2 separate regions of the Homo sapiens genome follow, and region 1 is linked to region 2. A link is a loop called in an ENCODE intact Hi-C map of the cell type or tissue named here. Cell type or tissue: left ventricle myocardium inferior. All regions are shown on one strand. Links, peaks and the distances in the headings refer to the core of each region. The heading gives the core; the rest is flanking DNA. Region 1 has its middle 48 kb from the start of OLFML3. Region 2 has its middle 71 kb from the start of SYT6.

The links. Peaks named below come from ENCODE experiments on the same cell type or tissue, not always from the same donor. Only the 100,000 strongest peaks of a DNase experiment are listed, where the experiment ranks them.
Region 1: it touches region 2 in a loop (8-fold over the local background); 3 of 110 quality-filtered maps call a loop at or near these places.

The regions. Positions count from the first base shown.
Region 1 is chr1:114,025,867-114,028,778 of GRCh38, forward strand. No RefSeq gene overlaps it. Among named protein-coding and RNA genes, the nearest start is that of OLFML3, 48 kb to the left of the region's middle. In left ventricle myocardium inferior, for the core only: no CTCF peak of the experiment used is centred there; no DNase peak of the experiment used is centred there; H3K27me3 peaks cover 164 bases.
Region 2 is chr1:114,081,364-114,084,275 of GRCh38, forward strand. No RefSeq gene overlaps it. Among named protein-coding and RNA genes, the nearest start is that of SYT6, 71 kb to the right of the region's middle. In left ventricle myocardium inferior, for the core only: no CTCF peak of the experiment used is centred there; no DNase peak of the experiment used is centred there; H3K4me3 peaks cover 572 bases; H3K27ac peaks cover 568 bases.

The DNA of each region.
Region 1 (2,912 bases), core at 121-2,620, 56 kb before region 2:
ACAAACAAACCAGGCTGTGCCCAGACCACCTTGGGCACATGTTCTCAGGATCTCCTGAGGGCTATGTCACAGACCACTGGTCACTCCTATTTGACTCAGAATACATCTCTTCAAATATTTTACAGAGTTTGACTCTTTCTGTTGATAGCAGTAAACTCAGAGGAGGAAGGCTGGGGGCTAGGATGGACAGGCAGCAGTAGGGATGGTGAGATAGGATTTGATTTAATACACAGTCCGAGGAGCCAGGACCTGCTGGTTTTTTCTGTGGGTGGGATGAGTGGAGAAAGTGAGGATGATTCAGGATTGTGGCTTGAACAAATGCAGTCTCCAACTGAGACTGGGGGAAGGAGGTTTTGTTTTTGTTTTTGAGATAGGGTTTCACACAGTCTCCCAGGCTGGAGTACAGTGGTGCGATCATAGCTCTCACTACAGCCTTGAACCCCTGGGCTCAAGTGATCCTCCTACTTCAATATCCCAAGTAGCTGTGATCACAGGCACATGCCAGCTAATTTTTTAGATTTTTATAGAGATGTGGGATCTCACTATGTTGCCCACCCCTCAAAAATGCTGGGATTACAAACATGAGTCATTATGTCCAACCTGAAGGAGGTGTTTTAACGGGAAATCGAAGAAGAGGCTTGGAAGAGAAAAATGAAGAATACCATATGGGACATGTTAAATTTGCAGTGCTTTATTATTCATTCAATTTGGTTGAACAAACAAATTATAAACAGGCAGAACAAAGTGAATATTGTAAAAAGCATGGTATCCACAGAGGCCTCAAATATTATATATGAAATCCCCTTAAACCCTTACACCAAAGGATCCTGCAGCTCAAAGCTCCAACTTCATCACTTACCTAGATGACTGTGGGCATGATCTTAACTCCCCAGATCTTACATTCCTCACCTGTAAAATACAGATAAAAATAGTATTAACTTCATAAGCCTGTTGTGACAGTTGAAAGAGATTCTGTACATAGAATACTTAGCACTGGCCCACAGTAATATATTAATATTCGTGAATATTAGCTGTTGGCATTCAATGAATGTGAACTATTGGTAGTTGTATTCATTTCCTAAGACTGCTGTAACAGAATACCGTCAACTGGATGGTTTAAAATAACACAAGTTTATTGTGTCACAGTTCTGGAGTCTGGAAGTCTGAAACTGGGGCACTGGCAGGGCCGTGCTGTCTCTGAAACCTATAGGGGAGAATCCTCCTTTGCCTCTTCTAGTTCTGTTGGTTTGCTGGCAATCTTCGGCATTCCTTGGTTTGTAGATGCATCGCTGTAATCTCCCACCTCTGTCGTCTTATGGCTGTTTTCTCCTCGTGAGTGTTTTTTTTTTTTTAAAGACAGAGTTTTACTCTTGTTGCCCAGGCTGGAGTGCAATGGCGCGATCTCGGCTCACCACAACCTCCACCTCCCAAGTTCAAGCTATTCTCCTGCCTCAGCCTCCTGAGTAGCTGGGATTACAGGCATGTGCCACCATGCCCGGCTAATTTTTTGTATTTTCAGTAGAGATGGGGTTTCTCCATGTTGGTCAGGCTGGTCTTGAACTCCCGACCTCAGGTGATCCACCTGCCTCAGCCTCCCAAAGTGCTGGGATTACAGGTGTGAGCCACCACGCCAGGCTGACTCTCTTTGTGTGTCTTTGTGTCTTCACATGGTATTCTCTGTATATCTCTCTCCTCTTCTTGTAAGGACACCAATTATTTTAGAGTAAGATCCCACCCAACATCAATATGACCTCACCATAACCAATTCCATCTGCAAGGACCCTATTTCCAAATAAGATCACATTCTGTGGTACTGGAAAGTAGGAACACAATTTGACACATAATAGTGGTGGTATTAGTATTAGCATGGATGATACTTATTTCCATATCTTGGTAGAGGGCCCTGCCAAATAGAGCCATTTACAACCAGTCCTTTCAATTCATGTAACAGTCTTTGTCTCTAATAAAGAACTTGATTGTATGTGGTTGGCGTTTTAGCAGAAAGAAGATTGAGATGATCTGTTTATAATTATGGAATTTTTAGTAGGTTTGCAGTGACCAGGATTGATTTAGTCCAATTACCTCATTTTATGATTAAGAAAACTGAAGCCTAGAAATGTGATGTGATTTGGCAGAGGACACATATCTATATAGCACCCAAGCCAGTATAGAAACCTTGTCTTCTAAGGTTATTTCTTGAAAGTTTATTTCTTCTAAGGTTATTGCTTGAAAAAGAAATTCTAGTGCAACAGAACAAGTTGGAGTTAGGATTTTTACCTTTGGAGTAAACTGAAGTCTTGAGAATGTTTCCCCCATTTTGCTTATTTGGTCCTACAGTCTAATAACATCAAATTTCATTACCTTCTTCCCTTCCTAATCACAACTCCTCTTCCAATCATCTCGCCTGCTTTAAGTCCAAACATATTTTCAAGAGGAAATGTCAGACAAGAAGATTCAGGAATCAGGAGGGGAAAAAGATGAACACAAGATACCTCTCTCCTTCTTCAACTCGATTCAGAACACTTAGTGTTCACTTCCTATTTAACTCTGGAGAGGTTATGCAGCAACTCAGAGAGGCTGAAAAATATGAAACTCTAGGCTGGGTGTGGTGGGTCATGCCTGTAATTCCAGCACTTTGGGAGGCCAAGGTGGGCAGATCGCTTGAGCCCTGAAGTTTGAGCCCAGCCTGGACAATGTGGTGAAATCCTGTCTCTACAAAAAAATTAAAAATTAAAAAAAAAATTCTAAACAAATGTGACCAGTTGTGACTTCATCTGTAGTTCCCGCAGCCTGGGAATGATGTTATTTCAAGCAACTCTTTTTTATTTTTATTTTTTATTCTTCTTCTTATTTTTTGAGACAGAGTCTCACTCTCCTGCCCAGGCTGGAGTGCGGTGGCGTGATCTTGGCTC
Region 2 (2,912 bases), core at 148-2,647:
GTATGGACTCCCGGCACAACCTGGCTCTAAACTGGACAGTGGAAGGGTGGCCTCTGCTCTGACCTGTCACTGTGTCTTCCCTGAACGGCTGTGCTTGGCCAAAGCTGAGCTGTTCATAGTTGTCCCACACTAGCTCACTCTGCGCCTCTCCCCAGATGGCCTAGAAGACCACGGCCCTCTCTGCTCCTCAAGCCAGAAGCTGCTCTCGGGTCAATAAGCTCGGGTTGCTGGAACTTTTCGGACTGCCGAGGTCACTTCTGCTTCTGGGTTGTCTGACCACTGGCCAGTTTTTTGCTTGCTCTTTAGCGGCTCTTCCTCCTTGTAGCTCAGCACCCTGTGAGGTTGAAGAGGCGGCTGCTCAGCTGTGGCTGAAAGTGAGGAAGCTCCCTTTAGGGGGTAAGAGTTGGAGTTTGAGATGAAAAGTGTTTGGTGCCGCTTGGCTTGACATTTTCCCCCAAAGTGAAAATCCAGCTGGCTTGTTCCCCTGGTTTGTCTCTGAAGCAGTATCTGGTATTTATAGAAGACTGAGCCAAGGGCCAATCAGCTCAGAATGGAAATGCCTGAGCCTGGAGTTCTCTGGGGCAACCGTCTCCTGGCTTTCTCTCTCCCTGGAGTTCAGCTAAGGTTTTCTCTCGAAAACTTTCAAGCCCTGAGAAGTTTGAAGAGACACAAACAGGGGAAAGGACCCTAAAGCACACTGACTGTCTTTCTCTTGGCATCGACGTCTTGTGTGTTTTTTTATGGTTGATAGCAAGAAGGTAGCTGAAGAGCTAGGAGAGTGGCCTGGTGTGGGGCGCAAGGAGCAGCTGCAGCGTCCAGCTGTCTAGGGTGATGGGCATAGTCTCCTGTTCCTACAGCCTCTAGGACGTCCTGCTTCTGAATTATGTGCCTGTGCTAACCTACTGGGACAGAATTGTTGTTTTTAGCATGTACCTTCCAGCTGCAAGGAAAAGGAAGGGGATATTTGACATTTTAAAAGACAGCTGGAATGAGTGAGATATCAACTGACACATTCATTAAATGTCATCACTTTTGTTTCTCTTCCACATTCAGTGCTTAAGTTATTCTAAATTAATTACCCAGCCACTTGATTTATTCCTTACACCCCCCTCTGTGCTTCCTGCCACCATCTCCAGGCTTAAGAGCAGCACAAGTTACCCGGTTGTAAAGGCTGAGCAGGGGCCTTCAGAGAAAGAGGAGACTGTCCAGGCAGCTAGGCTGCAGGATGCTCTCACAATGGGGTCAGAAGCCGAGCCTGACCACTGCCATGAAAGTTGTCATCCCCCTGTTTTACAGATGAGGGAAGTGAGGCTCAGAGAGGATAAGTGATCCATCCAGGGCAGACTGGGGAGGCTCAAGGAGCCAGAATTTAACCCAGGTCTTCTGCCTCTAGGCTCTTGAGCTTACCAAATGTATTGGTGTCAAAGAGGCAAATCTATTTTCACGTGCTAGGTAGCCACAGGGATTAAATAAACTGAAGAATACAATTTCACACCCCCCTCTGGCCCTTACTTCCTTGTCAGGGAGAGGGAGAGCCAGGTGCAGGAGGACAGCTACAGGTTAGCATCTAGAAGGCAGATGAGGAATCTCTCTGCACAGTAAGTCAGGTATATTTGTATCATTCGGCAAAGAAAGTTCTTAGTAATTTAAGGAAGACAATGTGTGAAGTTTGTCTGGCTCTTTGATTTCACAATCCATTTTAACTGCTGTGTGTCATTGTTGGTAATTTTTCCAGAGAGATGAAAGACCATGGTACAAAGGGCCATAGCCCTTTCAACTGTGATTAGCAAGTCCTCTGTCATCTCAGGGACTCACATTTCCACAAACAGAATTTCTAGCCCCAGGTTTCATTCCTTATTGCTCCAGCCTGAAATGTTCCCACAGGCCTAGCCTAGGTACAGACTGTAAGGTGAAGCCACAGAGAAAAGCAGAAATGCTACATGGCTCACGAAAGCCTGGGGCATCTGCCCACATTGGTGCTCTGTGTATCTCTGGATAATCTCTGATGTGTCACCAAACTTCCCCAAACTGTGTGGAAAAAAGAGCCACCTCAGGGAAAAGAGTCACATATCTCCTCCATTCCTTTCCCCAGTACTAATTTACTGTGAGTTGGTTGCCCTCAGGTGAGATTGCTGCAGGAGGTGATTCACAACTCTGGTACTGAAAGGAAAGAGATGCAAGGAGGCAGGAGAGCTGAGCTAGCCTGTGGGAGTGCCTGAGTTTGCAGGGTTCCTCTGAACCCTCCGTATTGTCTGCCCTCTCCTGTGGCAGCTCATCAGCTCATCACCAAATTTCCTTTTTCGTCAAGTCTCATGGCTCAGGTTTTGTCTGGAGCTGCATATTGTAACAGCGTGATGAGCTCTCCTGCCTTTTTGAAGCTCAACACTGCTTTTCAGTAGAGCTGTGAAGTTATACTGACTTCATTCTTCCTTGCATTGTCCATCATTTGCATCATTGTCATTTGGGTTTACTGGCTAGGGTTGGGTTTGATAGGCAGATCCCACAACTCTTTAGCTGCTCCTGGAGGAGTAATTGATATGGGGGATCAAATTAGTATGGATGACTGATGGTTCTCAAAGAGGCCATCACGGGACCCTCTCCTGGAAGGGATGAGGCTGGGGTTTCAGAAGGTACATTTAGGGGTACACCATGAAGGGATATGCATAGTTGTCTGGGTTAGGTAATCCTTCTCTAGGATGTCTTAAATCTCAGGTATTTCTCAAGGTTTGGTTTTACCATATTACAGAGTAATTTTCTATTTCTTCGTTTGTCTCCTCTGAATTGTGAGCTCCTTAAAGAGCTATGTTTTATTAGAAGGCAGTTTAGCATCATGCTTAAGCATGTGAGCTCTGGGATTTAATTACCTGGGTTCAGTTTCATGATCTTGGGCAAGCTCTTTACCCTCTTAGGGC